2 separate regions of the Homo sapiens genome follow, and region 2 is linked to region 1. A link is an interaction called in ENCODE POLR2A ChIA-PET data of the cell type or tissue named here. Cell type or tissue: IMR-90. All regions are shown on one strand. Links, peaks and the distances in the headings refer to the core of each region. The heading gives the core; the rest is flanking DNA.

Evidence for each region. ChIA-PET counts read pairs that join two places held together with the same protein. Peaks named below come from ENCODE experiments on the same cell type or tissue, not always from the same donor. Only the 100,000 strongest peaks of a DNase experiment are listed, where the experiment ranks them.
Region 2: POLR2A ChIA-PET joins it to region 1 with 8 read pairs; 3 of 35 experiments call an interaction of 5 or more read pairs at or near these places.

What each region holds. Positions count from the first base shown.
Region 1 is chr19:33,777,494-33,794,668 of GRCh38, reverse strand. It overlaps a transcript of KCTD15 not described here. Among named protein-coding and RNA genes, the nearest start is that of KCTD15, 11 kb to the left of the region's middle. RefSeq lists an enhancer at 1-375 and a silencer at 16,283-16,442. In IMR-90, for the core only: no CTCF peak of the experiment used is centred there; a DNase peak (open chromatin) is centred at 8,688.
Region 2 is chr19:33,145,217-33,161,132 of GRCh38, reverse strand. It overlaps WDR88 (WD repeat domain 88), which reads right to left. Exons shown (of 11, transcript NM_173479.4): 4 at 13,425-13,488; 5 at 12,223-12,361; 6 at 9,823-9,952; 7 at 4,591-4,778; 8 at 637-719. It overlaps LOC124904691 (a long non-coding RNA gene), which reads left to right. Exons shown (of 2, transcript XR_007067228.1): 2 at 478-1,362. Among named protein-coding and RNA genes, the nearest start is that of WDR88, 21 kb to the right of the region's middle. RefSeq lists enhancers at 221-630, 9,682-9,851, 12,934-13,103, 14,055-14,224 and cis regulatory regions at 9,766, 13,018. In IMR-90, for the core only: no CTCF peak of the experiment used is centred there; no DNase peak of the experiment used is centred there.

The DNA of each region.
Region 1 (17,175 bases), core at 6,766-11,765:
CCCAACTTCATGGACAGAAACGTCCTCCCCCGCCCCAGGCCTTTGTGGAGGGTGGAATGAGGGAAGGTGGAGCAGGCTTGTGTTGGAGGATGAGGGACTCACTGAAAATCCGCTTGTCATGGCTCCTGTGGCCCCCAGCGCCCCTCACACCTCTTTTGTCCCTCATCCTAGGTGGCTGCGGTAACGCCTTTGTTTCGTGTTCAATCTGGGTGAATATATACATATAAATTAATACTTGAAAGATTGGTATAAGCGAAACTGTTTTAGGAAGCCACATGGCAATGTGATTAGTATGGGTATTCATGATTTAACATTTATTTTCCCACTAGATGAAGTTTCTAAGATTTGCAAGGTACATGTCAAGGACGGGTGTATAAATGGATTTTTATTTATTCACAACTCCAAGACTAATTGCTTCTCTTTGCCTCAAGGCCATGAGATTGGTTTTAATATGACACTTCAAAAGTATTCATGGAACTACAGAGCTACTAAGTGTCATTGTTTAAGAGACAAATCTCACCATGGTACTGGTGACCCTGAAAATAGGATATTCTACTTTATTTTAAATTCCTACGTGTTTTTTTAAGAGTTTCACTTTATACCAATTATAATAAAAATGTACAATTTAGTGGAAACAAGAACTGGACGACTTTTATTTCCTTAGTACGGCTGGGGACTTTGTTTCTGTATTCCTGAATCCTTTTATTTAAGAGCTGAACTTTATACGTGTCATTAAGAACAGTAAGTTTGGGTCATAATTTATTCTCAAGTGTTTTAAAAGTTCCTAGCTAAATGTCAGCCATCTCTTCCACTGGGAGACTTGGATATGGACAGTGATAGGTATTTAATGATCTGTGGTATATAATGCAATGGTGATGCATTTTTTAATTGAAAGATGTAGAATTTGGACTGAGAACATATTGAAACATCTCGTGGAGTACATCCTGTTTCATTACTGTGGTTCAAGAGATGACATCGGACGTGAGTCCAATCAGAACTTGCTCTATCATTAAGAGTTGACTGGCACTTAAGTCATTACAGTTCATAGTTTAAAAAGCAGATTCAAACCTGTGCTCTCACACAGCGGGGCATTTGCAGGATGTAAAACCCATGGCAAGACCTCAGGTTTCCAGATGTTTCAAGGTGGCTTCCAATGTGATGTTGTTCTTTGTTGCTATTGCTGTTTGCAGGCTATGTTTAAAAATTAGGATCTTAATAAGGAAGGGAAAATGAACCCAAAATGAGATCACAGACTCTGCTGAACCCAACCTTCTCAGCAAGGCTATAATCAGACAAGCAGATGAACAGACTGAGAGACCTGCCTGCTGCTGTCTCCGGGAGGGAGGACTGGGGTTTTAGCACCGGGTTGTCTCTTCCCCCACCCCCAGGCTTCCTGGGGTGCTGGTCAGTCCTTCTTAGATCTGTGCTCACCTCAGGCTCCAGAGATGGCTCCTGTACAGGCTAGGAATAAGCCAGCCTGGACCAGAGCTCACGGTCACACCCACCTGGCCTCCGCCTCTACCCTGGGAATCCCCCCAATCTTCCCTCCTAGTTAGGACCCCAGAGAATCTGGAGACTAAAGGGAGTGACGAAACATGGGACTGTTAGTCCCCTCACCTGTCCCCTCACCCAAATTGCCCTTGCCCAGTCCCTGGCACCACGCTCAGTGGGCACTCAGGACTCCTAGTGGGCAGGAAGGCAGGGGTTGCCTTTCTACCTTCTGCCAACAGCCTGGGTGTGCCATTCTGAACCAAACCAACCCTGCCGGCCCTGGGAGCCAGCACTGGGGTGAGAACGAGACAAGACTAAGACCTCCTGACCAGGAATTTTAACATTTTTGCAGCCTGTGGGGGAGCCAGCAGCCCCCTAAATTGCTCAAAACTGCATTTGAGCCTTTTCCATCAAATTCTCAAATGCTATATGGATTTGGGTGCAAGTAGCAAAGGCTGCAACAGAATAGCTTCATGATAGAACACCTGATTCACAGAATGCGCCTGGAGGTGAATCAGTGGATTGGAATACTATTCAAGGACCAGCTCTCCCCAGCTTTCCTCTACCATCCTCAGCACGTTGGCCTGTTCTCATGCCAGCACTTCTCTGGTCTCAAAATGAACAGAGCTCAAAGCTTCACACCTGCCTGGACACCTATAGAAAACAATGGAATTATCCTAGTGGCTCCCACAGCCCTCCTTGTCACGTCCTATTGGCAAAAACTGGGTCACATGCCAAGTTACAAGCCAATGGGACTGCTGCCCTGAACCCCTGGGAGGGAAGTGGGTACTGGGCAAAGTCAGACTTTCCCTGGGGGTGGGAGTGGGGCGGGGGGGTGGGGGTTGGGGAGGAGAGGATGGATTCTGTGTTGAGGGCTGGGCCGCTGAATGTTTTAAGCACGGAACCCTGAGCTGGCCTGACACTGGGGAAAGTTCAAGAGCACTCCCAGGGACCCGTAGCCCTTCTTGTGCAACAGCGCTGAGAAGATTGTTGGAACAGATTAGGCTGTTGCAGTCAAGGGATGCCAGGGAGGCCCTCTCCAGGGGGGTCGGGGGAGTCCTCCACTTTTCTCAATCAATATAAGCCCAGACGGGATCCGTGGGAGAATGGCTTTCCATAGAATCCTGCCCCAAGTGACTGTGTGTGGCTGCCACTCTGGCTCCAAGTGACCACCTGAGGCTCTGCAGATACATTTGCAAGGGTCCAAGGGAGTTTTTCCCATGAAAAAAGTTTAGACAATGAGAGTGGCCTTTGTTCCATCAGAAACCCAGGGCTCTCCTTCCTTGGACCCAAGCCCAGTACATGGAGCCCCTTCCATGTGACAGGCAATCCCTTCTCCTTGGGCCTGCCCTGTAGTAGACAGTCTGTGCAGAGCATCAACTTGAGAATCTGAGTGCAGCTGGTTGACCTTGGGCTTTACCTCTCCAGTCTCAGTGTCCTCCTGTGTAGTGTGGGAACAGAGATAGGACCTAACGGGTGGGGTTGCTGGAAGAATTAAATGGGAGAACACAGCAAAGCAAAGAACTCGGCCCAGCCAGTGTGAGTGCTCTGTAAGTAGCAGCTGTTGTTTAGAGCTGATGGCTGATTTCCTCTTCCAACATGCCTCCCGTCAAGCCATGGTTTCAGCTCCACCCCTCAGGTACCGTTGCCCAGAGCCCACCCACAAGAGATGCACAGGAGCACAGGAAGGCGCGTACAGCAGAGTCCCCTTTCACTTTTTTTGTTTGTTTAAGAGGATGAGGCTGACTCCATTGCCCAGGTTGGAGTGCAGCAGCATGATGATAGCTCCCTGCAGCCTCAAACTCCTGGGCTGAAGCAATCCTCCCACTTCAGCCACCTAAGTAGCTGGGACAATAAGCGTGCACCACTACATCAGGGGCCAATTTAAAAATCTTTAGTAGACCAGGCACAATGTCTCATGCCTATAATCCCAGCATATTGGGAGGCCAAGGCAGGCGGATCACCTGAGACCAAAAGTTTGAGACCAGCCTGGCCAACGTGGTGAAACCCCGTCTCTACTAAAAATACAAAAAGTTAGCTGGGCATGGTGGCATGTGCCTGTAATCCCAGCTACTCGGGAGGCTGAGGCAGGAGAATTGCTTGAACCTGGGAGACAGAGGCTGCAGTGAGCCAAGATTGTGCCATTGCACTTCAGCCTGGGCAACAAGAGCAAATCTCCATCTTAAAAAAAAAAATCTTTAGTAGAGAGATGGGGTCTTGCTATGTTGCCCAAGCTGGTTTCAAACACCTGACCTCAAGCAATCCTCCTGCCTTCTCCTCCCAAAGTGCTGGGTTTACAGACAAGTGCCCAGTGGAGTCCATTTGAGTGCCCCCTTGACTCCAGAATTGACAAACAAGTCAGCAAGACAAACATGTATACATTACAAGGGAGAACGTAAACTCTGCCTAACATTTAAAGATAAAATACAAGACTCCAGAGAAATGTCATGATTGCTTTGGGCTGTGCCCCTGGGGTTGGGCCGGGAAGTGTCCCCAGGCTCCTCTGTCCCCAGGGCCCTTGTGGATGGGTGGGATGGATGATCCAGGCCCCGGAGGCAAAGCAAAGTGCGGCTCAAGGGAGGAGCCCTGGAGCAGAGTGCAGAGTCGGCTGGTAAATTCTTATTTTTCAAGCTGTGAAACTCTGTACTGTCTTTTATTTTATTTTTATTTTTTGAGACAGAGTCTCACTCTCCCCCCCAGGCTGGAGGGCAGTGGTGCAATCTCAGCTCAGTGCAACCTCTACTTCCCGGGTTCAAGCGTTTCTCCTGCCTCAGCCTCCTGAGTAGCTGGGATTACAGGTCTGCGCCATGACACCTGGCTAATTTTTGTATTTTTAGTAGAGATGGGGTTTCACCATGTTGGCCAGGCTGGTCTCAAACTCCTGAGCCCAAGTGACCCACCTGCCTCAGCCTCTCAAAGTGCTGGGATTTCAGGTGTGAGCCACTGTGCCCGGCCTCCGTGTACTGTCTTTTTAAAAAGTATTTAAAAATATAAATAAAGAATACATCATCATCATCATCAAAAAATAATGTATCACCATAAAATGTGTGAAAGGGAAACAAAAGTCCTCTGTCTCCCCTTCCCAGAAAGAACTGTGTCAATGATTTGACATTTGTCCATCTAGTTTTTTTTCTATTTATAAACACACAGGTGTGCAGGCACACACAGACACACAACTACACAGACCCACACAGATACACACATGCAGTGGCTCGGTGTGGTGGCTGATACCTGTGATCCCAGCACTTTGGAAGGCCGATGAGGGCAGATAACTTGAGGTCAGGAGTTCGAGACCAGCCTGGCCAACATAATGAAACCCCGTCTCTACTAAAGATACAAAAACTAGCTGGATATGGTGGCGGACACCTGTAATCCTGGCTACTGGGGAGGCTGAGTCAGGAGAATTGCTTGAACCCAGGAGGTGGACGTTGCAGTGAGCCAAGATCTCTCCACTGCACTCCAGCCTGGGTGACAGAGTGAGACTACATCTCAAAAAACAAAACAAAACAAAACAAAACACACTTACACACACACACACGTGCAAATACACACAGTCAATGACAAACATACAGAAACATAACTATAGACACAATTGCACAGACACAGACATGGACACACATACTAACAAATATGCAGAGACACGGACATATAGTTGCACAGATACGCAGACACATGCACACACAAGCGACACAAAGAGACACACACGTACCCATACCACACCCACACACATAATCTACAGACACAGACATGCACAGAACCATAGGTAAAAAGACACCTACACACACACCTGAGCACACAGATGTGCACACAGGCACTCACACATGTGCTTTTAAAGTATGGGATCAACCTATTCATACTGATTCACAGCCTGCCTTTCCTCCATCATGCATGCATTTCACAACGTAAAAAATAATGTAACAGACACCCAAATGTAACAAACCATTTTGAATATTTGCTTCAGATCCTCTTTAAAAAACAATACGAAATGATACAGATGTATTAAACCCCTCCCTTCCTCCCCAGCCAGTTGTATCCCTCCTGTGCACCCTTTTATACTTTTTGCAACATTGGGATATGTTCATAAACAATGGTAACACTTGTGTAGGTTTTAAACTTGTACATGAATGGGATGGAAGTGTGTATCCTTTTGTATCTTGTTTGTTGCCTCTTGCTGTTCTCATATCACTGAGCATGGGCCCTCCCTTGTCACTCCTTTGATCCACATGGGGCCTCTGTCTCCTGCTCTGTGTCCCCTCCCTCAACCAGCTCCCTGTCACCCTTCTCTCCCTCCTCTCTTCCCTGTCTTCTCTCTCTTCTTCTTCTCCTCCTCCCCCTTCCCTCCTCCCTCCCTCCCTCATCCTCGTCTCCCTCCCTCCATCTGCCACCACCTCTAGGCAATGCGAGCCTCTGGCTGAAAAGCTAGAAGGTCACCCAAGGAAGTGCAAAAAAGAAAAACGTCTTGATATATTTCATAATATTATCGCCCTCTGAATTTTTACAGTTCTGTTTTTACATCTAGGTCTCTCATCCTTTTGGAATTAACTTCTGCCTATGGTTTGAGGTCTGTATCTAAAAAAGAATTTATTTTTCAAAATGGCTAGGCAGTCTTCCAAAGGAATCAACTCGTAACAATTGTATTTATTAGGATTTTAACTGGAATTGGGGAGAATTGAGGGCTTCTGATTTTTGCTTTATTACAGAAAGAATATGGGAATACAGATACTTTGTAAAAAATTAAAACATCGATTCTTTTAGTAATTAGAACTAATTACAAATTAATCCCCCACACCCTGACAATCTCATTTTCTTCTTCCTAGGGAACCTCTGTTTGGTATGTGTGATGGGTTAAATTATTGATTCCAATTTTTCCCTGCCCTGTAGTACCTAGAGACAACTACACCCTTGCTACAGCTTCGTGGTTGGCAGAAATAACTTCTCCACACCCTGATACGGGGCTTCACCAAGTGGGAGTTAGCAGGTAGTGGCTTTACGGAGAGGCTTAAAGTGTGCTTCTGTGGCTGGACTTGGAGTTTCTGCTGTGGCCATAAGAATAAGCTCCAGGCAGCTGGAGACTGGAGCCATCGAGTGACATACACAGAGTGGGGTTGCATAAGCCTCCCACAGACACAGGAGAAATTCGTGCTTATCACTGTATGCCGCTGAAATTGTGTGTGTCTTTGTCACACGGCAATAGCTGACTATAAACTATATATCTGTATGTGTGTGTGTGTGTGTGTGTGTATGTATACACATCCATACACGAATTAGACTGGGATGATATACATGTTACTCTATTATTTATAATTATATAATATATATAATCATATGTTATATATACTATAGATATTATATAAAATTATGCATGTGTGTGTATTACATATCTTGGCCCACCCCTAACATTTTCAGGGCTGAGAAGAAGAGGATAAATAGAGATCCACGTATCATATGTCTAAATACCTAAAAGGTGTAAATCAAGCTAGCAACTATTTAATAACATACATTATATTCTCCCACCTTGATGAATATACCTTCATAATGACCTGGAAGCCCGGGTTCGGTCTGGAATTCTTGGATTCCTTGGAGTGGGGTGCTGGAATGTGCTGGCTTGGGAAGAGCTGGCTGTATTAGTCCATTCTTGCATTGCTATAAAGAAATACCTGAGACTGGGTAATTTATACAGAAAAGAGGTGGAGAGATCTTGGCTCACTGTACAGTGCTGCAGGCTGTACAGGAAGCATGGCTGGGGAGGCCTCAGGAAACTTACAATCATGGCGGAAGGTGAAGGGGAAGCAGGCACATCACATGGCTGGAGTAGGAGCAAGAGAGTGAGGGGGAAAGGTGCTACGCACTTTTAAACAACCAGATCTCGGGAGAACTCGCTCACTATCATGAGAACAGCACTAAGAGATGATGCTAAACCATTCATGATAAATCACCCCTGTGATCCAATTACCTCCCACCAGGCCTCCCCTCCAACACTGGGGATTACAATTCAACATGAGATGTGGTGGGGTCACAGATCCAGACCATATCACTGGCCCTTTCCATACATGGGGAAACCGAGGCCCAGGGAGGTGAAGCAGCTCCCCCCAAAGCCCAGTGGTAAGTCCAACATGCCTTTCTCTTCTGACCTGCTGCATAGCCATGCTGTTTGGAGGGGTTGGTTCATGTGTATAGTTTGGCTGCTATTGAAGAACTCTAGGAATGACTTAAGGAGGGCTAGTTCTTTCTTAGGACTCGTTAAGCTGAGGCCATCGTGGGTTAGAAGACATGCAGCCAGGGTCTGTCTTGTGAGGTATTTAACGATGTCCTTAAAACCCTGGTGCCTGTCCCCATGATCTGCTTTTCTGGACCTAAGTGACCACAAAGTCCCAGCCAACCAGCCCCAATTCCAGCCGGCTGTCCACCTGACCAGGCTGAACCCTCTCTAGAGAGGCAGGGAGAGAAAAGGGACCCAGCTCCTCCAGGATTCTGGTATGCCTCTCCCTGGGGGATCTTAGAAGAAGATTAGATTATACAGCTGTCTGGGCACAGTGGCTCACACCTGTAATCCCAGCACTTTGGGAGGCCAAGGTGGGTGGATCACTTGAGGTCAGGAATTCGAGACCAGCCTGGACAACATCTCTACTAAAAATGCAAAAATTAGCCAGGCATGGTGGCACATGCCTGTAATCCCAGCTGAGGCAGGAGAATTGCTTGAACCCAGGAGGCAGAGGTTTCACTGAGCTGAAATTGTACCACTGCACTCCAGCCTGGGCAACAGAGCAAGACTCTGTCTCAAAAAAAAAAAAAAAAAAAAAAAGATTACAGCCTCCACTGTCACAGTTGGTCTTGGAGCTGCAACAGATACTCAGCTTCTCTCCTCCTTATTATCTCTTCAGGACTCCTGCACCCTCAGCGAACAGCAACCTGGTCTCAGGGGCTTACCTGGTGGAAAAACCAGATCTTCATCCCTGAGGGGTCTGAGACTCTGGCCAACATCACCTTCTCAGACCAGAGTTGCTGCACTTGCCCATTCGCTGTCAAAACTGGGCAAGGGAGTATCGAAAAGCATCCAAGTGGATTAACCAGACACCAAATAGATTTCTCCCAGCCCCACTGTATAATAAAAATGCTCCCTCTTACTGATGATCAGGGCTTGTGGTCTGGCTCAGGTCCTGTGGCAGGAAATGCAAACCTATACTCAGAATATGTATTTATTCCTGACAAAATGAGTCACTACTTCTTCCAGGATGAAAGCGATCCAGTATGGTCGGCTTGCCACCAAGTGAAGGGTGGGTGTCCTCATGGAATGGTGGTGCATTCCAGACTTAGCATCGATCTCTGCTGCTGGAGAATCGGAGATCTGGCAGGAGCAACAGCAGCTAGGTCAGCCATGCTGAGTGGGAACCCATGCTGTTGGACCTATACATAGCCTCCATCCCTGTCACCACGTCCTCCTCGTGTGTGTTTTTTGTACCAGCCATGAAGAGGCCAATGACAGAAGCTGGCTGATGTCACTTAGCTAAGTTGCCAAGAGGGTAACTCATCTTGCTTGCTGGTGTCTTAGCCCAAGCAGTCTAAAGTGTCCAGGCAGCAGCCACAGCTTACAGTTCCACAGGACTCTTGCCGTGTTCATTGATAGACGCATAGCTCATGTGGGAAGCAGGATTTCCAAATCCTCAGAGCCCAGGTCTGTGGGAACAAGAAGCACATGTTCTCCAAGTGGGCAGATGAGCATGAGGGTAAGCAGGACCTCTTGCATCCGCTCTTTGGTTCCCAGACCCATCTTACCTAGGACATAGGGTGTTGGTTTCCTGTTGCTGCTGTGAGAACACACCACAGATCTGGTGAGTTAGAACAACACAAATCTATTACTTTACAGCTCAGGAAGTTGGAGTCCAACATGAGTCTCCCAGGGTGGAAATTAAGGTGTAGGTAGGGCTGCATTCCCTCTAGAGGCTCCAGGGAGGAATGATTTCCTTGTCTTTCTCAGCTTCAAGGGGCCTGTTGCTCCCTTGGCTCATGGCTCCCACTGTCTTCAAAGCCAGCAAAGGCTGGTTGAATCCGTTTCACACTGCATCACTCCCACAGTGACTCTCCTGCCTTCCTCTTGCAGCTAGGAGAACCCTTGTGATTACATTAGCCGCCCCTCACCCCCAGGTAATCCAGGATAATTTCCCCACGTCAAGATCCTTCACTTAATCACATCCTGTCTAGATGGTCCTCTTTGCCATGTAAGGTTACATAACCACGGGTCCTGGGAGTCAGGATGCAGATCGCTTTGGGGGAAAAGGGTGATGATTCTGCCTACCACACCCAGGTAGACCCATGTCCACCTTTTGTTCATTTAAGGTACCTACTTTCATCTGGAGAATGGCACCTCATCTTTGCAAAAAGCTGTGATTTCAACAGGCCCTTCCATTGCTTATCAGATTAGCAGATTCGGAGGGATACGGTAGATGATATGACCAGCCCACCCTTGCACCTCCTTTCTGTAAAGTGAGTCCCTTTATCTGATGCAATGGCACGTGGGATGCTGCGCTGTGCATCAGACACTCTGTAAGCCCTTGGGCTTGTGGTCTGGCTCGGGCCCTGTGGGCAGGAAAGGCAAACCCATCCTCAGACTTTGTGTTTATTCCTGACAAAATGAATCACTGCTCCTTCCAGGATGAAAGGGATCCAGTGTGGTGGGCTTGCCACCAAGTGATAGGTTGGTGTCCTCATGGAATGATGCTGCATTTGGGACTTAGTGTGGGTCTCTGTTACTGGAGAATTGGAGATTTGGCAGCAGCAATAGCAGCAGCTAGATCAACCATGGTGAGTGGGAGCCCCTGTTGCTGGACCCATGCATAACCTCCATCCCTGTCACCACGTCCTCCTTGTGTGTGCTTTTTGTACCAGCCGTGAAGAAGCCAATGACAGAAGCTGGCTGATGTTGCATACCCAAGTAGTTCTGCCCACTTGGTTGCTTGGTGCCTCTTCCAATGAGTGCTAATGTGAGAGACATCGTCACACTTTGTGCCAAGTCCCATCCACATGACTTCCCCTTGTCTCCTAACTTCTAATCTTTCTCCTTCTAGGCTCCTGACTATCTGGCCAAGCCATCGGCCACTGCCCATGAGTCCATGTATATTCTGAACTCAGGCCATTTCCCTTTTCACCAAAGTGGATGACCGGTGTCTAAAGCTCTACCCACTGGGAGTATTTCACTTTACCACCATCTTTCCAGGCCACTCCTGGGTGGAGCTGTGGTGCACACACCATCCACTGCTGCAGTGCAGACACCATCAGCTTTTATTTTGAATTTTTATTTAAAAAAAAAAAAAGATATGGGGGTCTTGCTGTGTTGCCCAGGCCTGTCTAACTCCTAGCCTCAAGCAATCCTCCTGCCTTGGCCTCCTGAAGTGCTGGGATTACAGATGTGACCACTGTACCCTGGTCACCATCCACTTTTTTTTTTTTTTTTTTTTTTTTTGAGATGGAGTCTCACTCTGTTGCCCAAGCTGGAGTGCAGTGGCACGATCTTGGCTCACTGCAACCTCCACCTCCCGGGTTCAAGTGATTCTTGTACCTCAGCCTGTGGAGTAGCTGGGATTACAGGTATGTGCCACCATGCCTGGCCACCATCCACTTTTTACCTGCTTCTACACAAGCCAACACATCTGTGAAAAAAGCTCTAGCCTTTTCCTCTTTCATTAGCTGATCATGCCCCTCACCATATGGCCTCAGAGGTAAACTGAGGAAGAGGTCTCAGTGCAGCAGTGGGGATCCCAAGGTGCCCAGGCTCCCTGCTCACACAGCTCGCTTGTGTCCTCCCACCCTGCTTGCACTTGATCCTGGGTGTGCCACTTCTATCTTATTATTACTAGTTAGAGACAAGGTCTTACTCTGTCACCCAGGCTAGAGCGCAGTGGTGCAATCACAGCTCATTGCAGCCTCCAACTCCTGGGCTCAAGCAATTCTCCTGCCTCAGCCTCCTGAGTAGCTGGGACTGCAGGTGTGCATCACCAAACCTGGATGATTTTTTACTTTTTGTTTGTAGAAACGTGGTCTCTCTATGTTGCTCAGGCTGGTCTCAAACTCTTGGCCTTAAGCGATCCTCTTGCCTCTGCCTCCCAAAGTGCTGGGATTACAGGTGTGACCACTGCATCTGGCCAACTTCTATCTTTTGATAGGAGGTGCTGAGTCCACTTGGCCTTTTGACTTGGTGGTTCTGACAGGACCCAGTTCATGATGGGCAGCTATGGCTGCAGTTTCATTGAGATCCCACGGTGATATGGTTTGGCTGTGTCTCCACCCAAATCTTATCTTGAATTGTAGTTCCCATAAGCCCCACGTGTCATGGGAGGGATCCACTGGGAGGTAATTGAATCGTGGGGGCGGTTACCCCCGTGCTGTTCTTGTAATAGTGAGTGAGTTCCACAAGATCTGATGGTTTTATAAGACGCTTTTCCTCCTTTGCTCGGCACTTCTCTCTCCTGCTGCCATGTGAAGAAAGACGTGTTTGCTTCCCTTTCTGCCATGATCGTAAGTTTCCTGAAGCATCCCCAGCCATGTGGAACTGTGAGTCGATTAAACCTCTTTCCTTTATAAATCTGGGTGGCAGAGGACCTTGTGGGAGACTCCTCCCACTTCTCTGTGGTCCCAGATCCTCGATGCTCAGCTCTGTTCTGAGCTGGGGGCATAAGGGTGCCATCACCCAGGTCTAGCACAAGGCCTGACACGTGTGACCGCTCTAAGTGTTGGATGGAGATGTGCTGATAGCCTCTTCTATGCGCCGAATGTCCCCTGACAATATTGTGTCCTATGTTGAAATCCTCAACCCCAAAGTGATGGTGTGAGGAGGTGGGGCCTTTTGGTGGTGATTAGGTCCTAAGGGTGGAGCCCTCGTGAATGGGATTAGCACCCTGATAAACGAGGCCCTGGGGAGCTCCTCACCCCTTCTGCCATGAGTTCACAGCAGGAAGAGGGCCCCCTATGAACCAGGAAACCGGCCCTCCCCAGACACTGCATCTGCTGGCGCCTTGATCTCAGCCTCCAGAACTGTGAGAAATTGTTTGTTGTCTGAGTCACCCAGTCTATGGGATTTTTGATGTAGCAGCCCAGACAGACTAAGATGGATGAAGACAGCCCCTCAGCCTCATTCTGGATCCTTCTGGGCATGGAACTTGACCGTAGTACACCCCTCCTTCAATGGTTCCGCTGTTTCCAACACAAAATCCAATCTCCTTATCCCTTATCCAAAATCCAAGGATCTCCCTGACCTGGCGTCTCCCAGTTCCCCCATTCCGTGATCCGCAGATGTCTATGTGGGGCTCACACAGTGTTTGTTCACACTCCCCTGGGCTCAAGCCCACTCCTCCTTCTGGTCCCGATTCATGTCCTGAGAGCCAGCGCTAGGAGGTCGCATGCTCCATCAGTCTTCGGGCACTCAGCGGGGGTCCAGGCCAGGGCCCCCCACCCTCAGCCGTGTTCCTTGGTCACTCTCCAGAGCCTTGGGTCACTCTCCACTGACTGTTAGGCCAGCAATCCTGCCTGCAGATCTACAGAGAGCCGAACCTTGAAAAATGATGACGAGCCCTTCTCCTCGTGTCATTAATCCTCTCATGACCGAGGCATTTCCCCCAGGGTGGGCACAGGCCCAGGGTGACTGATGGCACCTGCCCAGCCTCTTGAGGACTTTGGCCAGTGGGAGGTGTTGACAGCATTTCCCAAGTGAAATGCCACATGGAGATTAATGACCCCCGAGCTGCGGGCTTTGGGTGGGCAAGGCTGGAGCATAGCGGGGCCCCCCAGCCTGCCAGGTCTGTGGAACGCTTCCTGCACCCCAGTCCTCTCAGCCCCTTCCAGGAACAGTGCTGTGGGTTCGCTACCTTTGCCCGGGTTCTCAGGATCTCTCAGAAATGGTTGCCTCAGCTTCACGCCTGAAACCTCAAACACAAATAATTTTCAATTTGCCTTGGAGTTTCAATCCCACAATCCGATGTTAAATAATAGATTAGCTGCCTCAGGGAGAGAAACAGGATTTAAGAAGAAGAAATAACTAAAAGGAAAAGTAAAATTCAGCACATCGGTTTGGAGAGCAAGAATGCAGCCTTCCCTCCCGGCCCAGATTTGCCGACCCCATCTCATCCTCCCAGACGTGGCTCGCTTCCGGGTCTTAGGGGACTGTCATCCACACAGCATGGTCTCCCCAGAGGCAGGCTGGAGGCGTCAGCAGTCCTGGGCTCATCTCCAGCTGGTGCGGCCAGATTGGCAGACTCCGTCTCCCACGCCCCTGCTCTCAGGCCCTGCACGCGGAGGAGGGGGCTGACCTGTAGCCCCAAAACCACCACCCACCAAGGCAGAGAGAGACAGATGGGTGTGGGTGGTCACAGGCAAACTCAGGTAGTCACAGGCAGGTGGATACAGGCTGGAACAGGTGACAGCAGGCAGGTAAGCAGGCAGGTAGCAAGTGTGAACTGATGGAGCCAGAGGCACAGGTACAGGACCACCGTGTCACCAGACCCCAGAGGAGGCTGAAGAGGGTCCCTCTGTGGGGCGTGACTTGTTCACAAGCCCTGGAACCGAGGTCATCTCCATCCAGGAGATTATCATGGTGGGCAGAGGTGAAAGTCATCATCGTGATCCTGGCCACTGCCACCCCTGGCCACAGTTTGCCTGTCACCACAGGAAACCACACCATCTCCAAGGTCACAGGTCCCCAACTCCCGCCTCACTTCCTCCGCAGACCCCAGCGCCTTCTCTCTGCCTATCAGCCCTTCCTGTCTTGATGCCCTTCCTCATCCAGCCTTGTCCTGATTGGGTGACTATTCTCTGTGTCCTTCACTCCTCTGTCACACAGGTCTAGGAGGAGCCCCGCTGTGACCTTGCTTATGCTGCAGCAGGAAGGCATGCTGGTGCCCTGCACATCCATCATAAACTGCAAATGGGTGCAAAGCAATGCCTGAGACACTCCCTCTCTTTCTCCAGAGAGCTTGTCTTTCCCTTGCCCTAGTGACCATTCAATTCCTTCTCTGCTGTCGCAAAACCTCCTACCCCATTGGAACACCAGAGAGCCAGTAAGAACTGTGCACTCATGGGCACACAGAGCCAGGGCCAAACCATCAGGCTCTGAATTCTGGAAGATCCCCATTATAGCTGTGTGGCCTTGGGCAGATTACTTAACCTCTCTGTGTCTCAATGTCTTCATCTGCAAAAAATGGGGAGGATGATAACGGTCTTCCAGGGTTGTAGTGAGGATTAGATAAGCTCTTATATGTGAAACGCTAGCCAGGCGAGGTGGCTTAAGCCTGTAATCCCAGCACTCTGGGAGGCCGAGGCGAGTGAATCACTTGAGGTCGGGAGTTTGAGACCAGCCTGTCCAACATGGTGAAACTCCGTCTCTATTAAAAATACAAAAATTAGCCCGGTGTGGTGGCAGGCCCCTGTGATCCCAGCTACTCGGGGGGCTGAGGCAGGAAAATTTCTTGAACCTAGGAGGCGGAGTTTGCAGTCAGCCGGGATCGCGAGGGGCAGGGTACAAAAAATATGAAATACTTAGAGCAGTACCTGGTAAACCGGTAAATTCCATAGTTACTTATTACTTTAGGTGCCAAGGCAGGAGATGCTAGTGTGATAATGGCTTGGGTTAAATGACAGCCCTGGAGAGGGAGAATGGACATGGATTCAGTATGCCCTTGGGAGGCAGGGCGAAAGGGACGATCCAGGGCTTGTAGGGAAGGCTGAGCCGGGAAGCCGGGAGAGGAGGGGCTTGAGGTGTGAAAGGTGTGCGGCTCAGGTGAGACGTTCAAGTGGAGACACCCGCTGGACGTGCCGACAGCTGGGGGTGAGGCGGCTGGCCATGGGGGTCTACCGATCAGGGCTGCAGGGGCAAATCCGGGAGTCTAGCACAGGGGTGATGGGGAGCTCGCCCAGGGAGTGTGTAGGCAGAAGAGTGCCTGGGATTGCCAGCGTGCGGCAGTGGAAGGTGCCTTGTCAGCGGACTCTGCGGGTGGCAAGATTGGAAGGCAGGCCAGGGTGGGGTCCAGAGTGGAAAAGGAGGTGAAGCCATGGGGGCTGAGGGGTGGGTTCTGCCAGGAAGGAGAGGAGAGAAATGGGCAGGCGCTGCAGGGGCCATCTGGCTACGGCTTCCCCGTTTTTAAAGGTGGGGCATTGACAGCTTGTTTTCTGCTGATGGGAAAGCCTGCTGTGTGTGCAGAGAGGGCGCAGGTGCGCGCGGGAGGTGCTTAAGGAGTAGGCTAAGGGACTGGGATCTGGTGTGTGTGTGTGTGTGTGTGTGTGTGTGTGTGTGTGTGTCGGGGGTGACCTCTGGCCAGTGCAGGAGGGGAAGTGGAGGACAGGGCTCAGCGTGGGAAGTGCATGCACTTGGCTGAGACAGTGAGGGACCTTCCGGTTCTTCCCATTTATTTCAATGCAGCAAGAAGCCCCGTCCTGAGCCGTGCATGTTTCTGTGTGTTTACGTGTGTGTCTGTGTGTCCGCGTGCATCTGGGTCTGTGTGCATGCGTGTGTCTGCATATCTGTCTGGGTGTGTGTTTGTGAGGATGGGTGTCTGTGTGTCTGTGTGTGTGGTTGTGTGTGTCTGTGCGTCTGTGCCTGTGTGTGTGCATGCATTTGTGTTTGCGCGTGTGCGTTCGTGTTGTGGTTGAGGTTGGAGAAGGCCTGACATCACCCTGATGGAGCGTGCAGGACAAGCCCCCGGGGAGGTTGTGGATGTCACTGCTTTAGGGGCGCTGCGGGTGTTTGGGGGCTTAGTGTTAGCACAGGCGGGTCCCCTGGAGCTGGTGGGTTTGAGAGTAACCTCTGGAGGCCGCCCGCAGACAGTGGAGGGGCGGGAGCCCCGTGACCCCATGGTTGGGAGGGCGAGGTGACAGAGGAGCCGACTGCGCGGTGGGGAGGCTGGGGACGCGGGGCGCCCGGGAGCTGGAGCCGCGCGGCCAGAGCGCTGCTGCCACCTGGCGGCCCCGCCGGGGATCCCCAAGCCGCTGCTCGGGAGCGGGGACTTAGCCCCACCTGGCGGCGGAGAACGGCTCTGCGCCTGTGGGTACGAACGCGAGGGAGCCCCTGCCGGCCGCTTGGGCGCAATCCCAGCTCCAACTCCTGCGCTGCACAGCTCTGGCCACGCCTTTCTGTGCCTCAGTCTTCTCACCTATACAGTAGAGCGAGGCATGAGTGGACAGCACCGCTGGGAGAGGGGCACTGGGCAACGCACACGAGGCCACAGCGCAGCACCCAGCACGAGTGACCCCCGACACCTGCACCCCCGACACACTCAGGGTCCCAGTCCCTTGGTCTCCTCTTTAAACACCTCGCGCACGCACCTGCACTTCTCCACGCTCAGCACTCACTGTCCACTTGACTCAGGCTGGCATACCCAGGTGGCGCGGAAGGGTCGCCCAGGCCCGTGACAGGAAGTTGCTCTCTCTGCCCTCTGCCCCTGCCCCCTGCCCCCTTCCCTAGCTTCCAGAGCTCTTGGCACCTCCAGCTGCTCCCCTGCTCCTCCTTTCCTGAGGCCGGCCCAGGGTGAAGGAGAGGCAGGAGGATAGTCCCCTAGTAGCCCCGGCCTGGCCCAGACCCCGGGTCCCCCTCTGCTGCCATCTCCCAACAGAGCCTCTTGTGCAAAGCGTGCCCTGGGCAGTGAGAAGGGCCAACAAGCAGCCAGGCCAGGGCAGTGTGAAGAACCCAGCTCAGGGCTCCCACAC
Region 2 (15,916 bases), core at 5,088-10,087, 630 kb after region 1:
GGCACAATCTTGGCCCAGTGCAACCTCCGCCTCCCGGGTTCAAGCGATCCTCCCACCTCAGCCTCCCAAGTAGCTGGGACTACAGGTTTGCACCACCACACCCGGCTGATTTTTGTATTTTTAGTAGAGACGGGGGTTTCACCATGTTGGCCAGGCTGGTCTCAAACTCCTGACCTCAGGTGATCCGCCCACCTCAGCCTCCCAAAGTACTGGGATTACAGGAGTGAGCCACAGTGCCCAGGCCTGCACAGTAACTTCTGCTGTTCTTAGACACTCCCACCTCAGGGTTTTTGCATCAGCTGTTCCATCTGCCTGGACTGCCCTTCTTCTTCAAGATCCCCACTTATGTAGTCCTTTCTGTTCTCAGCTCAAACACCTCCTTCTCCAGGAAGCTCTGCCCATGCAATGTGGATGGGTCCCCCGCCTCTGTCCCCATCATGTCACCCTGTTGTGGTTTCTCCATTTCACTCCTCACAGTCGGTGGTGTGTTTGCTGGCTTCCTGTCTGTCCTTCATCAGCCCACAGAGGCATCAAGGCCTGTGTCACTCACAGCTGTGTCCCCAGCAACCAGCATTGAGCACAGGAAGGACTCGGGAGGGAAGTTCAGATCCTCAATCTCATGCTGGCCACATGTACCTTCAAAGAGAGCTTCCGGTAGCCTTCTGCTACATCCCAAATAGCCACAGTCCTATCAAACCCTCCAGAAATGAGAAAAGAGCCTGCAACAGAAAATGAAAGGGTGGAGATGGGGGTCAACTTTCCAAGCCAAGTGAGCCCAAAGCCAGCTGAAGATGCCTTGGCGAGGCACCACCTCATCTCACTCTGACAACACTGAAACCCCTTCCTGGAGTGGCTCCACGACCCCAAGCCAATTACAGCTGATTCTTATCATTTACAGTAGTCATGTTCTATGACAGGGGTCCCCAGTCCCTGGGCCACAGACTGGTACCAATCCATGGCCTGTTGGGAACCAGGCCACCCAGCAGACAGTGAGTGGTAGGCAAGCAAGCCAAAGCTTCATCTGTATTTACAGCCACTCCCCATCGCTCGTATTACCACCTGAGCTCGGCCTCCTGTCAGATCAGCTGCAGCATTCGATTCTCACGGGAGCATGAACCCTATTGTGAACTGCGGATGCGAGGGATTAGGTTGTGCACTCTTTATGAGAATCTAATGCCTGATGATCTGTCACTGTCTCCCATCACCCCCAGATGGGACCATCTAGTTGCAGGAAAACAAGCTCAGGGCTCCCACTGATTCTACATGATGCTGACTTGTATAATTATTTCACTATATATTACAATGTAATAATAATAAAAATAAAGGGCACAATAAATGTAATACACTTGGGTCATCCCGAAACCATCCTCCACAGCTCCCATTTGTGGAAAAGTTGTCTTCCATGAAACCTGTCCCTGGCGCCAGAAAGGTTGGGGGCCTCTGCAGTTTTTGCAGACACTGAATTAGTGAATACTGAACCATCGCTCCTAGGGGAAATACAGGGTCAGTTTCCTGCGAGCTCTGGTCACATTCTCATCAGTTGATCAGTACGTAACTTTGTTTTATGTGTGTTTCTGTTTAAAGACACCTTATTGCATATATACTGTTGATTTGTTTACATTGAACTCACAACCAACAGCTGTAACTCATGCCTGAATGGATGCATGCATTTTCCCCATCATAGCACTCTCGCGCTTAGGAACGGCAAACAGCACTTCGGCACTGTGGTTAGGGATCATTTTATTTGTTATTTATTTATTTATTTATTTATTTATTTATTTATTTATTTATTTATTTTTAGAGATAAGGTCTTGCTCTGTCACCCAGGCTAGAGTGCAGTGATGCAATCAGCTCACAGCAGCTTCAAACTCCTGGTCTCAAGCAATCCTCCCACTTCAGTTACCAAGTAGCTGGGACTACAAGCAGGTGCCAGCACACCTGGCTAAATTTTTTTTTTTTGTTTTGGTAGAGATGGGGTCTCACTATGTTGCCCAGGCTGATCTCAAACTCCTGGGTTCAAGCAATACTCCCGCCTCAGCACCCCCCCAGCACTGAAATTAAAGCTGTGAGCCACCACACACGGCCAAGGGAGCCATTTTACACAGCAAAATCACTAACAAAAAGCAAAAGAAAGCCCAGGTGTGGTGGCTCACGTCTGTAATCCCAGCACTTTGGGAGGCTGAGGCAGGCAGATCACATGAGGACAGGAGTTCAAGACCAGCCTGGACAACATGGCGAAACCCCATCTCTACCAAAAATACAAAAATTAGCCAGGCATGGTAGTGCGCACCTGTAATCCAAGCTACTTGGAAGGCTGAAGCAGGAGAATCGCTTGAACCCAGGAGGCAGAGGTTGCAGTGAGCCAAGATCGCGCAACTGCGCTCCAGCCTGGGCAACAGAGGGAGCAAAACAAACAAACAACAACAAAAAAAAATGGTGGCACTAAATAGACCACAAAAAGGACATTTTACCACGTGGGAGGTGAAACAAGAAGGCAGAGTGTTGCCTTGTCCAACCTCAGCTGGGAGGTGACTTAGATTTTTTGCTGCTCTTCACATCTGTGAGTGACCTTGAAAGTGCCATGAATGTTGACTTTAGGTTTACAAATAAATATCAGCAAGTAGGTGACTTCACAAATACAGAATCAGGAATAATAATGATTAACTGCATGTGATTCTTTTTTTTTTCTTTCTTTTTTTCTTTTTTTGAGACAGAGTCTCACTCCGTCACCCAGGCTAGAGTGTAGGAGCGCAGTGGCACAATTTTGGCTCAACTGCATGTGATTCTGAACCCCATAAAGCCAAGGACAGAAGCTGGCAGGGTGCCTCACAGTGGGACTTAGACAAGGGGTGCTGCTGAAGAGGGAAAGTTGCCCAGAAGCACCCTAGTGCTTCTCAAGCCAGGCCCCAGTGGCATGTGTGCCAGCTGAGGCCCCCAGACACACAGAGCAAGCCCCACTTCTCACCAGGATAGGGGAGCATATGTTTGGCTCCTGAGTGTCAAGAGCACCCACTTCCCTCCCTGGAGCTGGCTAGCCGCGGTGGCTTCCTGTCACTGCCCCCATTCACCTCTATGTCCCTTTATCTGGCAACAGCTCCCAATTTCCTGTGGGGAAACACTCCTTGCCTACTCTTAGTCCCTCTGCATCAGGGGGTTCTGACCCCAACCCTAGCTCTGCAGGTGGGCAAGTCACCCAGACCTGGCCAATCAGAGGCTTTCGTTGCCCCCTAAGTGATTCATTAAGAGATGGACATGTGTCCCAAGCTGAGCCAATGGGAGTCTTCCCTGGGACTTGTTCTGGCACCATCAGACAGAAGGTCTCTTTCTCCAGGACTGCCAGGGGCCAGAACTAGGCTGAGCTGGACCACTAAAGGTCCTCTTTACCTCTTTAATTTTATATATATATATATATATATATATATATATATATATATATATATATATACATACATACACACACACACATACATACATATATACATACACACACACATATATACACATACATATATATATACACATATATATACATATATACACATATATACATATATATACACATATATACATATATATATACACATATATATACATATATATATATATACACATATATATACATATATATATATATTGAGACAGAGTCTCGCTCTGTCACCCAGGCTGGAGTGCAGTGGTGCAATCTTGGCTCACTGCAGCCTCCGCCTCCCGGGTTCAAGCGATTCTCCTGCCTGAGGCTCCCGAATAGCTGGAATTACAGGCATCCACCACCACACCTGGCTAATTTTTGTATTTTTTAGTAGAGATGGGGTTTCACCATGTTGGCCAGGCTGATCTTGAACTCCTGACCTCAGGTGATCCGCCCACCTCAGCCTCCCAAAGTGCTGGGATTACAGGCATGAGCCATTGTGCCTGGCCTTTTTTTTTTTCTTTTTAGACACAGGGTCTCACTCTGTTGCCCAGGCTGGAGTGCAGTAGCACAATCATAGCTCACTGCAGCCTCAAACTCCTGGGCTCAAGTGATCCTCCCACCTCAGCCTCTTGAAGAGCTGAGACTACAGGTGTGCACCACCACACCCAGCTAATTTTTTAATTTTTTTGTAGAGACAGGGTCTTGCTGTGTTGCCCAGGCTGGTCTTGAACTCCTGGCTTCAAGCAGTCCTCCCACCTTGGCCTCCCAAAGCATTGGGATTACAGGCATAAGGCACCTCATCCGGCCATCTTTGCCTCCTTGGGGGTAAAGGCTGATACAGAGGGAAGCTAGGTTGAAAGACAGAGTGGAAGGGTTGGGTTCCCAACAGCATTGACTCTCTTGTCCCATCCATGCCTGAAGTCAGACGTGCTCTTGGACTTTTCCATTACAGGATTAATCAATTTCTTTGGTTGCATACGCCACATTGAGCTGAGTTTCTACCACTGTAAACTGGTACCTGTGGTCTTCCCTCTTGGGTTTTTTGTTCTCGTGGGGAAGAATCCGCCCTCCCTGTCAGCATCATTGGAAATTGCCTCTCTGTCCATTTGAACGGAACATGGAGAACTCTGCCCAGCACTCCCACAGGAATGGAGGCCTTCTGCATGTTAATTACTCACTGTCTCTGGCAAAGTGACAGGAACTGACAGAACCTTCATGGCCCTGCATCAGAGTCACACAGGCTCCACAGTTTCGAAACTCCCCTGTGTGGACGTTCCATATTTTTAAGTTTTTATCCCAGGAGCTTGTACACAGGAAATGGCCACTGAAGGTAAAACAGCAGTTTGAGATTGCATTGGAATGTGCCCTGAAACACAGATGGTGGGGTGCACACATTAGCGCTTTGCTCCTGGAGGACCTGAAGACATACCTAAAGCCGGGGGTATTTTCTCCTGTGAGCTCATGGTCGGGCTGCACATGCTAGCACTTCGCCCCAAGAGGACCTGAAGACATACCTAAGTGGGGGTCAGCATCTCCTGTGAGCTCATGTTCATCATGCCTTTGATCACTGCCTACCATGGTCCAGATGTGAATTGCTCAGACTGTCACGCTGTTCCAGCATTTCTCGACTGCACCAATTTTTAGAAAAATAATAATAGAGACAGTGTTTCGCTATGTTACCCAGGCTGCTCTCAAACTCCTAGGCTCTAGTGGTCCACCTGCCTTGGCCTCCCAAAGTAGTGCTGGGATTACAGGCGTGAGCCACGGCACTGGGCCAACCACACCAAGGTGGACATTTTGAGCTGGGTCACTCAGAGTTGTGGGGGCCGTCCTGTGTTCTGTAGGAGGTGGAGCAGCATCCCTGGCCTCTCCTGGCTAGATGCCAGGAACCCCCACACCCAGTTGTGACAACAAAACATGAGTCCAGACATTGTCAAATGTCCACTGGGGCACAAATTGCCCTCATTTGGGAAGATTCTGCAGTATTCCCTTGGCGCTGGAGGGAAAAGCAGCTGGTGTCAGGAGTGATTGATTGACAGACAGCCTTTGGGGCTTGGTGCTGGGTGGCGCTTACACAGAGGCTCTCTCCTGCTCCCCATCTTTCCCCCAACAATGTCAGGCGTGGTCTCCCCCTGTTCCACCCCTCTCTTACTTACTCCTCTGCTTCTCCACCCCAACTATTCACTCTCCCTTTTTCTCACTCCTATCCTCATTTGTCTTCAGTGCTATTCAAGTATATTTCAGTGTTGTATATTTAATTAATAAAATTGTGGGTTATTTGGCTGGGTGCAGTGGCTCATGCCTATAATCCCAGCACTTTGGGAGGCCTAGGTGGAAGGATTGCTTGAGCCCAGGATTTTGACACCAGCCTGGGCAACATAGCAAGACCCCATCTCTACAAAAAATATAAAAATTAGCTGGGCATGGTGGCACATGCCTGTAGTCCCAGCTACTCTGGAGGCTGAGGCAGGAGAATCACTTGAACCCAGGAGGTGGAGGTTGCAGTGAGCCAAGATTGTGCCATTGCACTCCAGCCTGGGCAACAGTGCAAGACTCTATCTCAGAAAAAAAATGAAGTTATTCATTCCAATTTTTAAGCATCTTCTTTTTCAGAAAAATAATAATAATAAAAAGCCTGTCTGTATTTTGCCACTTTTTGTTTGTAACCCTCAATGTCTTTCTCCTGTGATTCTCACCTCCTCTTGTAAGCAGAGTTTTCTCTGAGTAGCCTGGATCATAAAATCAATCATTTGACCTGAAGAAAAGGTTGAGCAAAACAATTTTCTAGAGCTCAGATCAGAGTTTTGGAACCCATTTTGGTTCTTTGAAAGGCACAAACTGAGCAACGCCAAAGGAGAAGAAATGTCAACTTCGCAGGGCCATCCGGGATAAACCTCACCAATTCCCAGTGCCTGGTGAGCTAAGAACCATGCTGGCATATCATGGAGGTTTGACTGCAAGCTCTCCCAGCAGCCAGACACTGTCATTGAGGTTTAAACCAGAGGTATACCCAGAGGATTATAAATCATTCTTCTATAAATACACATGCACACGTATGTTTATTGCAGCATTATTCACAATAGCAAAGACTTCGTGTCAACCCAAATGCCCATCAATGATAGACCGGATAAAGAAAATGTGGTACATATACACCATGGAATACTATGCAGCCATGAGAAAGAATGAGATCATGTCCTTTGCAGGGACATCATCCTCAGCAAACTAACACAGGAACAGAAGACCAAACACCACACGTTCTCATTCATAAGTGGGAGTTGAACAGTGAGAACACATAGACACAGGGAGGGGAACATCACACACTGAGGCCTGTCAGGGGGTGGGAGGCAAGTGGAGGGAGAGCATTAGGGCAAATACCTAACACATGCGGGGCTTAAAACCTAGATGACGTGTTGATAGATGCAGCAAACCACCGTGGCACATGTGTACCTATGTAACAAACCTGCACATTCTGCACATGTGTCCTGGAACTTAAAGTAAAAAAAAAGACATAGCAATTTCTAAATAAATAAATACATAAATAAATAAATAAATAAACCAGAGGTATCTCTATGGACTCTCATTTCACATAAATCCCACTTCTCGTAGAAGGCCATTTCACCTGTACAGAAGTTTGGGGAAAATGGCTATGCTGCACGTACAGTTCTGGACAAGATGGAGTCAACTTTAAAAGTAATTTTTTTAAATGGCTGAAATTTTACCAAATTTGGCAAAATATATAAACCTACAGATTCAAGAATCTGAGTAAAACCCAACAGGATAAATCCAAAGAAATCTACACCCAGACACATAATTACACTTCAGAAAACTAAGGACAACAAAAATATCTTCAGAGCAGCAAGAGAGAAATGACTTTTTACCTATAGGAGAAAAACAATATGAATGACAGTGTAAATGAAAACCACAGTGTGGCCAGGCACTGTGGCTCATGCCTGTAATCCCAGCACTTTGGGAGGCCGAGGTGGGTGGATCACAAGGTCAGGAGTTTGAGACCAGCCTGGCCAATGTGGTGAAACCCTGTCTCTACTAAAAATACAAAAATTAGTTGGGCATGGTGGCGGGCGCCTGTAGTCCCACCTACTCGGGAGGCTGAGGCAGGAGAATTGCTTGAACCCGGGAGGCGGAGGTTGCAGCGAGCCGAGATTGCACCCTGCAAATGATATAGCTGATCTTGCTAGAGGATTTAAAAAATTCATAATGTCGGTCGGGCTATATCATTTTCAGTTCTCAGTGCAAAATTAATAAGCAAGATCCCCACTCCTGAAAAAGCTAAGCACAGTATTACCATATGATCCAACAATTCCACTCCTGGGTATACAGAGTAAAGAATTAAAAACAGGCCAGGTGCAGTGGCTCACACCTGTCATCCCAGAACTTTGGGAGGCCAAAGTGAGAGGATCACTTGAGCTCAGAAGTTCAGGACTAGCTTGGGAGACATAATGAGACCCCGTTTCTGCAAAAAAAAAAAAAAAACAAACTTAAAAATTAGCCAGGCATGGTGGTGTGCACCTGTAGTCTCAGCTACTCAGGAAGTTGAGGCAAGAGGATCACTTGAGCCTAGGAATCCGAGGCTCCAGTGAGCTATGATCACGTCACTGCACTCCAGCCTGGGCAACAGAGCAAGACTCTGTCTCGAAATCAAATAAAATAAAAAGAATTGAAAGCAGGAACTCAAAGTTACATGTACATGTGTTCATAGCAGCATTATTCCCAATAACTAAAAGGTAGAAACAGCCTAAGAGGTCATCAACAGATGAACAGATAAACAAAATGTGGTATGTACACCTATAATGCAGTACTATTCAGTCATCAAAAGGAATGAAGTTCTTAATCCCAGCACTGTGGGAGGCCGAGGTGGGTGGATGACAAGGTCAGGAGTTTGAGACCAGCCTGGCCAACATGATGAAACCCCGTCTCTACTAATAATACAGAAATTAGCCAGGTGTGGTGGTGGGCGCCTGTAATCCCAGCTACTCAGGAGGCTGAAGCAGGAGAATCACTTGAACCCAGGAGGCAGAGGTTGCAGTGAGCCAAGATGGCACCACTGCACTCCAGCCTGGGGGACATAGCGAGACTAAGTCTCAAAGGAAAAAAAAGGAATGAAGTTCTGATGTTCTGATGCAGGCTACAACACAGATGAACCTTGAGGACATTATTTTAAGTGAAATAACCTAATCACAAGAGGACAAATAATGTATGACTCTACTTATATGAAATATCTAGAATAGGCAGATTCATAGAGACAGAAAGTAGAATAAACATTACCCAGGGCTGGGGGCATGGGGAATGGGGAGTTATTGCTTAACGGGTAAGAGCTTCTGTCTGAGATGATGAAATCATTTTGGAAATAAATAGTGGTGATGGTTGCACAACACTGTGAATGTAATGAATGGCAGAGAATTGCACACTTAAAAATGGTTAAAATATCATGTTTTATGTTGTGTGCGTGTATATATATATATATATATTTTGAGACAGAGTCTCACTCTGTCACCTAGGCTGGAGTGCAGTGGCACAATCTTGGCTCACTGCAACCTCCACCTCCCGGATTCAAGCTATTCTCCTTCCTCAGCCTCCTGAATAGCTGGGATTACAGGTGCCCGCCACCACGCCCAGCTAAGTTTTGTATTTTTACTAGAGGTGGGGTTTCACTATGTTGACCAGGCTGGTCTCGAACTCCTGACCTCAGGTGATCCGCCCCACTCGGCCTCCCAAAGTGCTGGGATTACAGGCATGAGCCACCGAGCCCAGCCCCAAAATTTTTTTAAATGATAATGTAATATCTCCAAAACGACTGAATTCACTTTATTTATTTATTTTTTTTAGACAGGGTCTTACTTCATTGTCCAGGCTGGGGTGCAGTGGTGCAATCATAGCTCACAGCAGCCTCAAACTCCTAGGCTCAAGCAATCCTCCAGCCTCAGCCTCCTGAGTAGCTGGGACTACAGGTGTGTGACACCACACCCAGCTAATTTTTAAATTTTTTGTAGAGATGGGGTCTTGTGACATTGCCCAGGCTGGTGTTGAACTCCTGGCCTGAAGTGATCCTCCCACTTTGGCCTCCCAAAGCTCTGGGATTATAGCCATGAGCCACACGCCCAGCCAGACCTTCCCATTTTACAGGAGATGCTGGAACTTCACCTTTTGTGGACTTCTCTGCACAATGATTTCCACTAGTGGCTCACATTGAAACAAATGCATCTGAGGCCCAGCCCAGCCCACAGGCCACAGCTGATGGCTCCCTCCTGCCTGCCTGTCCCCAGCCTCCTCAGAGCACCTATGACCAAGCTACAGACGTGTCCACATGGATGCTGGCTTATGTGGAATTCAGGAAGTCATGAATGGGGACGCCCCACCCAAACTCCCTTCTGGCCTCCTGGGGTCCAACTCACTTAGTGATGGTGAGCAGCGTGGCCTGGGATGTAACATCCCAGATCTTGATGCACCTGTCCAATGAGACAGAAGCCACCCTCTGGCTGTCGGGGTCAAAGCAGCATGACGTGATGGACCTTGTGTGATGATCTGCAGAACACGGAGGAAAGGGACTTGAGACCACGCCTTCCACCTGCTGGGCTGGAGGACTCCCACGACTTCCCCAGCCAGTGACGATTACAAAACACAATTCCAGTTTTCATCAGGAGCTACACACCTGCACAAACATTCCTGAGTGACTACTATGTCCCAGGCTTTGAACCGGGAGCACAGCAGGTTCCCTGCCCCCGCAGAGCTGCCAGTCTGATGGAGGAGACACCCCGGACCAGGCAACGACCTGCCACATGCCACAGATCATGAGATGAGTGCACGGGCCACCAAGGCCCAGACAACATAAGCCTGGCCACCCTGAGGGGTCCAGGAAGGGCCCGAAAAGCCAGCAAGGGAAGCAGAAATGGAAGAGCACTCCAGGAAGAAGGAACAGTGCTTGCAAAGGCCTGGGCCGGATCATGGAGCAGTGTGGGGCAAAGCTGGAGTCTGAAGCATGGTGGGGTCAGAGTGTCAAGTGGGCTCTTAGGGGCTATTAGGGAAGCTGTGGGGCAGTGCACATGGCATAGTGCCACATCGATAAAAAGAAACACAAAGCACATATGAGAAGCAGTGTTGTGTGTGCAAACACTTGTACGCACAGGCATACACACAGGGTTCAGGAAGACTGCCCAGCAATGTATGGTTCATAACAGGTGCCTCTGGGGAGGAGACAGGACAGACACAGCAGCCTTTTGCTTTTTTATTTACATAATGAATGATTTTTTTATTTTTGAGACAGGGCCTCATTCTGTCACCTGGGCTGGAGCGCAGAGGCGCGATTTCGGCTCACTGCAACCTCCACCTCCTGGGTTCCAGCAATTCTGCCTCAGCCTCCCGAGTAGCTGGGATTACAGGTGCCCGCCACCACGCCCGGCTAATTTTTGTATTTTTAGTAGAGACAGGGTTTCACCATGTTGGCCAGGCTGGTCTTGAACTTTTGAGCTCAGGTGATCCACCAGCCTCGGCCTCCCAAAGTGCTGGGATTACAGGCATGAGCCACCACGCCCAGCCCATAATGAATGTCTTTACAATGATTACACATTTTTTTAACTTTAATTTTAAGATAATTGTAAACTCCCATGGAGGTGTAAGGAATAACAGAGAAATCACCCATGTCCTTCACCCAGCAGCCCCCATGGGAACATGTGGTATCATCATCACACAGTGTCCCAACCAGGAAACTGTCATACAACAATTACTAAGTCCTATATTTTAAAAATAGGCTGGGCACAGTGGCTCATGCCCGTAATCCCAGCACTTTGGGAGACCAAGGCGGGCAGATCACCTGAGGTCAGGAGCTCGAGACCAGCCTGCCCAACATGGTGAAACCCCATCTCTACTAAAAATACAAAAATTAGCTGGGCGTGGTGGTGGGTGCCTGTAATCCCAGCTACTCAGAAGGCTGAGGCAAGGAGAATTGCTTGAACCCAGGAAGTGGAGGTTGAGGTGACCCGAGATCGCACCACTACACTCCAGCCTAGGAGACAGAGCAAGACTCCATCTCAAAAAAGAAAAAAAAAAAAGATACAGGTAGGCCGGGTGAGGGGGCTTCTCCTATAATCCCTCACTTTGGGAGGCTGAGGCAGGAGGATCCCTCGAGGCCAGGAGTTTGACATCAGCCTGGGCAACATAGCAAGACTCTGTTAATGTTAACTCTGTTAATGTTAATGTTAAGAAGCCTGAGCCTCCCCTCAATAAAAGATTAGGCTGTCAATGACCACATGAGGTTGGAGCCGAACATTGTGTCCTTTGTTAAAAGCACAAGACTGAATGAATGGAAAAGCATTAACTGAAGAGGATCAGTTTTGGTGTGTTTTTTTGTTTGTTTGTTTGTTTTTTGTTTGTTTGTTTGTTTTTTTGAGATGGAGTCTCACTCTGTCTGCCAGGCTGGAGTCCAGTGGCTCAATCTCAGCTCAATACAATCTCCACCTCCGGGTTCAAGTGATTCTCCCGTTTCAGCCTCTCAAGCAGCTGGGACTACAGGTGCATGCCATCACACCTGGCTAATTTTTGTATTGTTTTTGGTAGTGACAGGGTTTCACCCTGTTGCCCAGGCTGGTCTCAAACTCCTGGGCTCAAGCAACCTCCCAAAGTGCTGGGATTACAGATGCAATCCCAGCCACCGCACCTAGCCTAGTGTCCCAGCTTTAATGACGTGCTTCATACCATTACAGTTTCACCAAATAAAGCAATGGAAGGTCACCGTCAGTCAGTGACAAGTGGCTATTCCTATGGCAGACTGAAGATACAGGGAGCCCGCACACCCTCACCTTTGATGACGGAAACGGTGGTGATGTTCTCGGCGTCCATTATGCAGATTCCATGATCCACGTCGAAGCCTGAGACCACGTATTTACCATCAGGAGAAAACTTACAGGAGACGATGAAGGTATCATACCTGACCTTCCACTGAAATGAGCCAGCAATCAAAAGGTTGTTTTAAGCCAGGTGTGGTGTGTTACACCTGTAAACCCAGTGCTTTGGGAGGCCAAGGCTGGAGGATCGCTTGAGACCAGGAGCCTGAGACTAGCCTGGGAAACATGCAAGATCTCCATCTCTACAAAAGTAAAACATGAGCCAGGTGTGGCGGTGCTCGCCTGTAGTCCCAGCTACTTATGAGGCTGTGGCGGGAGGATCATCTGAGCCCAGGAGTTTGAGGCTGCAGTGAGCTACGATGGCGCCACTGTGTTCCAGCCTGGGTGACAGAGCTTGCAAGACCCTGTCTCTAAAAATCATCATCATCGTCATCATAAAATAAAAACTTGGCTTATCTTGTCTTTCTAAAAATGTTTACAATGAATACAAACTGACCTTTGCACTAACAAGAAAGGTTGTTTTTTAAGGAAAGGAAGGAGGAAGGGACAGAAAAGGCCTGCAGGAGCTGAGAGGGAGGGACGGCAGGGGTGAGGCAGGAGACCCCGAGGAGGCCCCTGAGCAGAGCTGAGGGTGCCTGGAAGGGGTGCAGGGCCGAGTGGGAGTCTTGAGCCTGTGGGATGGACGGAGAGTGACCCCCTCCAAGATATAAAGAGAACAGACTGGTAAGGGCCAGAACCCTGGTTCTTGGGGGCACATGGCCTTTGTCCCATGGCCTCAGCCCCACTTCCTGTCTAATCAAATCCAAACATCTTACCGGGGAGCCTGGAATACCAGCCCCCACACCCCACCCCCAATTCTGGCTTCTTTCTGTGTATCCAAACCCATCCCATCTTTCAAGCAGAAGCCTTGGTTCCATCCGCCTCCTCCAGGAGTCTTCCTCCCCCAGTGCCCACCCTCTCACCCTCCAGACTTTTTGCAAGCAATGGCTGTTGTGGGTGCAGTTCACATCTGTACTTCCATCCCCAGGAACATGCCTCCTTCCTAGAAGAATGGAGTTTTATCACCTCCCCCTACCCAGGGTCCAACCCAAAGCTGCCTGAGGCTTGGTCAAGCCCCTGGGCTGCAACCAACGCCCCCACTGGACAGGCATACGTACCAGCAGCTTGCCTGTCTCCAGGTCCCAGGCCCTCACTGTCTTATCATAGGATGCGGCAATGACTCTGGAAATAAGATGACGATGACGAACACTGGTTCTTTTTTTTGAGACAGGGTGTCTTTCTGTTGCCCCAGCTGGAGTGCAGTGGTGCAATACCGGCTCACTGCAACCTCCACCTCCCAGGTTCAAACGACCCTCCTGCCACAGCCTCCTGAGTAGCTGAGATTACAGGCGCCCGCCACCACGCCCAGCTAATTTTTGTATTTTTAGTAGAAACGGGGTTTTGCCATGTTGGCCAGGCTGGTCTCAAACTCCTGACCTCAAGTGATCCACCTGCCTCGGCCTCCCAAAGTGCTAGTATTATAGGCGTGAACCACCGCGCCTGGCCAAACATTGATTCTTAACAACAGAGACAGTTAGGTCTGTGGTCCTTTCCATCCTCCCCCGCCCCCCGCCTTTCCTTTTCTTTTTTGAGACAGGATGTCACTCTGTCATCCACGCTGCAGTCCAGTGGTGCAATCCTAGCTCACTGCCACCTTGAGCTTCTGGGCTCAAGTGATCCTCCTACCTCAGCCTCCTGAGTAGCTGGGACTATGGGCACTCATCATCATGCCTGGCTATTTTTTTCTCTCTCTCTTTTTTTTTTTTTCCTTAGAGACAGAGCCCAGGCTGGTCTCTCCTGGCCTCAAGCGATCCTCCCACCTCAGCCTCCCAGAGTACTGGAATTACAAGAATAAGCCACCACGCCTGGCCTGCCTATGACTTCTATGAAGACTTTTTTTCATTTTTCTAATTTAGGACCAAGATTATAATTAACACAATCATCTTTAAAAGACTGCTCCATCACCCACCCTAGGGACCATTCGGTTCTCACTGAAACTAGAGAGAACCAGCCAAGCACGGTGGCTCATGCCTGTAATCCCAACACTTTGGGAGGCTGAGGCGGGCAGAACACCTGAGGTCAGGAGTTCAAGACCAGCCTGGCCAACATGGTGAAACCTCATCTCTACTAAAAATACAAAAATTAGCCAGGCATGGTGGTGCACACCTGCAATCCCAGCTACTCAGGAGGCTGAGGCATGAAAATCTCTTGAACCAGGAGGCGGAGGTTACAGTGAGCCAAGATTGCGCCACTGCGCTCCAGCGTGGGCAGGAGAGGCTCCATCAAAAAAAAGGAAAGAAGGAAGGAAGGGAGGAAGGGAGGAAGGAAGGGGAAGGAAGGAAGGAAGGAAGGAAGGAAGGAAAGAAGGAAGGAAGGAAGGAAGGAAGGAAGGAAATAGGACCTAACACACAAGGAACCACAGCACAATCATCCCCAGTACTCTTCAGCCACCCACACATGCTCCTTTATATCAAGGGCTTTCAAAGTAGCATTTCTTCTGTTTTCCTCTTCTTCTTTTTTATTTTTTCTTTTAAGACGGAGTTTCACTCGTCGCCCAGGCTGGAGTGCAATGGCGTGACCTCAGCTCACCACAACCTCCACCTCCCGAGTTCAAGCAATTCTCCTGCCTAAGCCTCCGAGTAGCTGGGATTACAGGCATGTGCCACTACGCCCGACTAATTTTGTATTTTTAGTAGAGACCGGGGTTTCTCCATGTTGGTCAGGCTAGCCTTGTTCAAGGCTACCCGACCTCAGGTGATCCGCCCGCCTCAGCCTCCCAGCTGTTTTCCTCTCCTAAAGGGATCTCTACACCCGCAAGGATCAATCGTTTTCCTCTCTGCTCCCATGTCTGTCTTTTCACAGGGATATAGTTTAAGAGACTACTTATTTTGTTCTGAAATGTTTTCTTGTACAAAAAAACATAAATGTATCCTTGTCTTCTTACATGGCACGTTTCTGTGGCAAAGTTTGTCCTCTATATAAGATAAATTCCCATGTGGGCATGGTGGCTCACACCTGTAATCCCAGCACTTTGGGAGGCCGAGGTGGGTGGATCACCTGAGGTCAAGAGTTCGAGAACAGCCTGGCCAACATGGTGAAACCCCTCTCTACTAAAAATAAAAAAATTAGCCAGCTGTGGTGGTGTGCACCTGTAGTCCCAGGTACTCAGGAGGCTGAGGCAGGAGAATCACTCGAACCCAGGAGGTGGAGGTTGCAATGAGCCGAGATCGCACCACTATACTCCAGCCTGGGCAACAGAGCAGGACTCTGTCTCAAAAAAGAAAAAAAAAAAGATAAATTCCCATGAAACTTACATTTTCATACCAGTACACTACAGCGTGGGTGACAAAGCAAGACCCTATCTCAAAAACAAAACAGGCCAGGTACAGTGGCTCATGCCTGTAATTCCAGCACTTTGGGATGCCAAGGCAGGATTGTTTGAGCCTAGGAGTTTGAGACCAGCCTGGGCAACATGGCAAAACCCCATCTGTACAAAAATACAAAAATTAGCCAGGTGTGGTGGTGCACACTTGTAATCCCAGCTACTCAGGAGGCTGAGGCAAGAGGATCACTGAGCCCAGGAGTCCATGGCTTCAGTGAGCCATGTTTG